2 separate regions of the Homo sapiens genome follow, and region 1 is linked to region 2. Evidence: read pairs that join two places in POLR2A ChIA-PET (ENCODE). Cell type or tissue: GM12878. All regions are shown on one strand.

Region 1 (2,500 bases), 230 kb after region 2:
ACTCAGGAGGCTGAGGCAGGAGAATCGTTTGAACCTGGAAGGCAGAGGTTGCAGTGAGCCGAGATAGCGCCACTGCACTCCAGCCTGGGCAACAGAGTGAAACTCTGTCTCAAAACAAAAAACAAAAAAAAACAATAAATATCCAAAGACAGTTAATATATAGGATTGCAAAGCCCATTGTATTAATAGTTCCATATTGCAGGCAATATGATTGACAGCTGTAAATAAAATAATAGAATAAAGTATATTCTCAGGCTACGGTGATATGAACAGAGAATGTTTAATATAACACCTTAAATTCCTGGCATAGGAAGAACTACATAGCCATCAGGTATGGTAATTCTAGAGACTTATATCTCCAGAATGCCTAAATCAATTAAATAAATATTTATTGAGTTTTCCTATAAAGAATTTACAAATATGCAAACAATGTATAATCTGAAGAGAAAGTAAGGCAGGGAAAGAACTAGTTCTCTGTCACATAAGCTGAGGTAAAATAAGCCCAAATAAAAAGCAACGTTCTTAGGAGAGTAGATAGGGCTGAAAAAGTAACTGGTAGCCTGGAATTTGGGACTTGAACTCTAGGCATTGGGAGCCATGGCAGAGTTGTAAAGATATTGCTGACAATATTGCTGAGAAGAATGGCTTGGAAAATGTGTGAATTTAGAGGCAAGGAAACAATCTGGAGGCTGGGACCCAGCCACTGTGCTATGGGTAGGAGATAGGTACCATGGTGAGCAAGACCAGACAAGGTTCCTGACCTTAGGGGACGCAGAGACTGGCAGCAAGACAAGTTAATCAAAAAATCACAGACATAAAATTCTAAACGTTTTAACTGAAATTGGTGCTATGATAACTTGGACCACAGAAACAGGGTGGCCACACACTGCACACTTACAGGGAGCACCACTGGCATAGCAAGTTCTGCAGAGAAGCAGCCCCCACTGGAAGGAGGCAAGGCAGTACCATGAGATGCTGTAGGAGTCTGAAGAGAAGAGGATGTGGCCTTAAGGGGATTTTAAGAAAGCAGAAGACATGAATAAGCCAAAATAGGAAGCTTCACAAAGAATAATTAAGCAATAAACATTGCAGGGTACCCCTTGTTTTGTAATACACATCAGTAATTCCTCTTCTTCAAATGAAACATAGGTGATCATCATTTTGTTTTGATTTTGAATTATTAAGGAAACATTTCTAGATAGTTACAAGGAGCATGTGTAAAAACCAAATACTGCATGCTCCAGAGAATGGGGCAGGATACACAAACAATGTGACTTTTGGACAATAAAATGGCAATGCTTCAAGAAAGCTGTAGCAGAAAACCACACGGTCTTTCAATATTACTCATCATTGAACAAGCACAGGTTTTGCTCATTTTAGAAACAGCAGGGTGTAATGTAAAGTTGAACATGATTTATTTCTCTCCTAGTCCCACACAGAACCTGAGTGTTCTTTTTTGTGACTTGGCTCTTCTGACTGCCCTGAAGATAAGATTGGGTGCTCCTTCCCCCAGCAGCCCATTGCTCTACAAGGTTAATTACAACATGTTTCTACAGGAACTCAGAGCTGACCCCTTGGAGGAAGGGAGAACTCTGGGACACTTCCATTTTTTTGTTTTGTTTTGTTTTAGTTTCCTAACATGTTAAAAAACATAGAAACTTCAAAACAGGGTTACAAAAATTGTGGTATAAAGTTGTATGACAAGTGCCTTCAATTCTGTCAGTGTATCTCTGGTAATTATATGTATATTATCTTTTGGAGATAACATAAAAAGTCTATAAAATTTAAGGCTCATCCTATGGGGCCTCCGGTCCACTATATGACAGGCTCAGAATATTGGGCAGCCAATCTGACATGAGGCATACCTCAGATCCATTTAATGGACAACAACAACAACAAAATCAGATGGAACTAACTTAATAGTCCTAAAAGCCACAGATAAAATGATTGCAGTTATTCCTGCCTAGATTTTATATTCTAAGTACAATTATACAATGCTCATTTTTACCATACAAAGACAATGTTAGACTTGAAACATTTTTTAAGATATAGATACATATTTTATTTTATTTATTTTTATTTTTGTGGGTACATAGTAGGTATATATATTTATGGAGATGCTTTTTTTAAAAAAGAAAGTAAAAATGTTATTCAAAGACCCAACAAATCAAATCACAACATTTTTTTTTTTCCTAAAAGGAATGATAAAGAGGACTTTCGAAAAAAGAATCCTGAAAAGAAAAGAGTCCTACAGGAAAAACAAAAAGAATCTTAAAGGAAAAATGAAAACTCTTGCAGTAAATATGTACAGATAAAAATTGCCTCATAATTGAAGTGTTAAAGTAACAATGGGGTTTGAACTACCTTCAATTAAAACCACACAAACGCACAAATAGCAAAACTCTGAAAGAAAGCTTCAAGTGCATATCTGGCCTTTAAAGTTAATGTTCAGACATGTTAAACAGTTACCTCTTAGATTATACGCATGTGTAATCCATGA
Region 2 (2,500 bases):
ATTACAAGTGTGCGCCACCACGCCTGGCTAATTTTTTGTGTTATTAGCAGAGAGGGGATTAGTCATGTTGCCCAGGCTGGTCTTGAACTCCTGAGCTCAGGGAATCCGCCCACCTCAGCCACCCAATATGTTAGGATTACAGGCATGAGCCACTGTGTCCAGTCTCCACTGATATCTTGATTCTCAAAATTCTTTTTTTTTTTTTCCTGAGATGGAGTCTTGCTCTGTCACCCAGGCTGGAGTGCAATGGTGTGGTCTCGGCTCACTGTAACCTCCGCCTCCCAGGTTCAGATTCTCCTGCCTCAGCCTCCTGAGTAGCCAGCACCGCAGGCATCCACCACCACTTCCGGCTAATTTTTGTATTTTTAGTAGAGACGGGGTTTCCCCGTGTTGGCCAGGCTGGTCTCGAACTCCTGACCTCAGGTGATCCACCCGCCTTGGCTTCCCAAAGTGCTGGGATTACAGGTGTGAGCCACCACTCCCGGCCATCAAAATTCTTAATTTAGCACCTCATAGAATAATGGGATTTTATGGCTGAAAGGGATTGTAGAAGTAATCTGGTTCTTTGGTCTTTCATTTTATTCTGATTATTTTTGAGACAGGGTCTTGCTCTGTTGCCCAAGCTGGGGTGCACTGACATTCTTATGGCTCACTATAGCCTCGACCTCCCTGGCCCAGGTGATCTTCCCACCTCAACCTTCTGAGTAACTGGGACTATAGGCACACACCACCATGTCCAGCTTGTTCTTAATATTTTTTTCATTTTTTTGTAGAGATGGGGTTTCACTATGTTGCCCAGGCTGGTCTCAAATTCCTGGCCTCAAATGATCTTCCTGCCTTGGCCTCCAAAAGTGTTGGGATTACAGGCGTGAGCACCTTGCCCTGCATGTTTTATTATGTTTAATAATGAGGCATTGAGGCCTAGGAAAGCTTGGTGATTTGCTGTGAAGTAAATACCAGGATAATGGCAGAACTGAAACTAGAACTGATGTCTCTAGAATCTTAATTCACGATGCTTCCTTTTTCACTGTGAAAGCACATGGTATGTTATTGAGAGAAATTACTATTTGCAAAGGTTGGCTCTTATTATGCTAGTAGTATTAGTCAAATGTCTGGGTTGTACTTGAGAAGGGAAAAATTAGTGTAGAAAGGTGTTTTCTGCCTTCAAAGATCTTCCCATTTTAAAGGTAAGAAAATCTTGCTGATAGCTGGCTGTCTCCTTTGGGTACAAATTCCTGCTTAAAAAAAAAAGCCAAATATATGGTTATTCTTTTTCTTTTTCTTTTTTTTTTTTTTTTTTTTTTGAGACGGAGCCTCATCTGTTGCCCACGCTGGAGTGCAGTGGTGTGATCTCAGCTCACTGCAACCTCTGCTTCCTGGGTTCAAGTGATTGTCCTGCCTCAGCCTCCCGAGTAGCTACAGATGAGTGCCACCACACCCGGCTAATTTTTTTTTTTTTTTTTTTTTTTTTTTTTTTTTTTTTAGACGGAGTCTCGCTCTGTCACCAGGCTGGAGTGCAGTGGCGCAACCTTGGCTCACTGCAACTTCCGCCTCCTGGTTTCAAGCGAGTCTCCTGCCTTAGCCTCCCGGGTAGCTGGGACTACAGGCGTGTGCCACCATGCCCAGCTATTTTTTTTTTGTAATTGATTTGTATTTTTTTATTTTTTATTTTTATTATTATACTTCAAGTTTTAGGGTACATGTGCACAACGTGCAGGTTTGTTACATATGTATACATGTGCCACGATGGTGTGCTGCACCCATTAACTCGTCATTTAGCTTAGGTATATACCAATGGAACAGAACAGAGCCCTCAGATATAATGCTGCATATCTACAACTATCTGATCTTTGACAAACCTGACAAAAAGAAGAAATGGGTAAAGGATTCCCTATTTAATAAATGGTGCTGGGAAAACTGGCTGGCCATATGTAGAAAGCTGAAACTGGATCCCTTCCTTACACCTTATACAAAAATTAATTCAAGATGGATTAAAGACTTAAATGTAAGACCTAAAACCATAAAAACCCTAGAAGAAAACCTAGGCAATACCATTCAGGACATAGGCATGGGCAAGGACTTCATGTCTAAAACACCAAAAGCAATGGCAACAAAAGCCAAAATTGACAAATGGGATCTAATTAAACTAAAGAGCTTCTGCACAGCAAAAGAAACCACCATCAGAGTGAACAGGCAACCTACAGAATGGGAGAAAATTTTCGCAACCTACTCATCTGACAAAGGGCTAATATCCAGAATCTACAATGAACTCAAACAAATTTACAAGAGAAAACAAACAACCCCATCAAAAAGTGGGCGAAGGATATGAACAGACACTTTCTCAAAAGAAGACATTTATTCAGCCAAAAAACACATGAAAAAATGCTCATGATCACTGGCCATCAGAGACATGCAAATCAAAACCACAATGAGATACTATCTCACACCAGTTAGAATGGCAATCATTAAAAAGTCAGGAAACAACAGGTGCTGGAGAGGA

What was found. ChIA-PET counts read pairs that join two places held together with the same protein. Peaks named below come from ENCODE experiments on the same cell type or tissue, not always from the same donor. Only the 100,000 strongest peaks of a DNase experiment are listed, where the experiment ranks them.
Region 1: POLR2A ChIA-PET joins it to region 2 with 5 read pairs; 1 of 35 experiments calls an interaction of 5 or more read pairs at or near these places.

What each region holds. Positions count from the first base shown.
Region 1 is chr7:77,156,149-77,158,648 of GRCh38, reverse strand. The region is part of intron 1 of CCDC146 (coiled-coil domain containing 146); the gene reads right to left. The region is part of intron 1 of LOC124901678 (a long non-coding RNA gene); the gene reads left to right. Among named protein-coding and RNA genes, the nearest start is that of CCDC146, 35 kb to the right of the region's middle. In GM12878, no CTCF peak of the experiment used is centred here; a DNase peak (open chromatin) is centred at 1,048; H3K4me3 peaks cover 361 bases; H3K27ac peaks cover 807 bases.
Region 2 is chr7:77,389,930-77,392,429 of GRCh38, reverse strand. The region is part of intron 5 of GSAP (gamma-secretase activating protein); the gene reads left to right. Among named protein-coding and RNA genes, the nearest start is that of GSAP, 25 kb to the left of the region's middle. In GM12878, no CTCF peak of the experiment used is centred here; a DNase peak (open chromatin) is centred at 1,079; H3K27ac peaks cover 993 bases.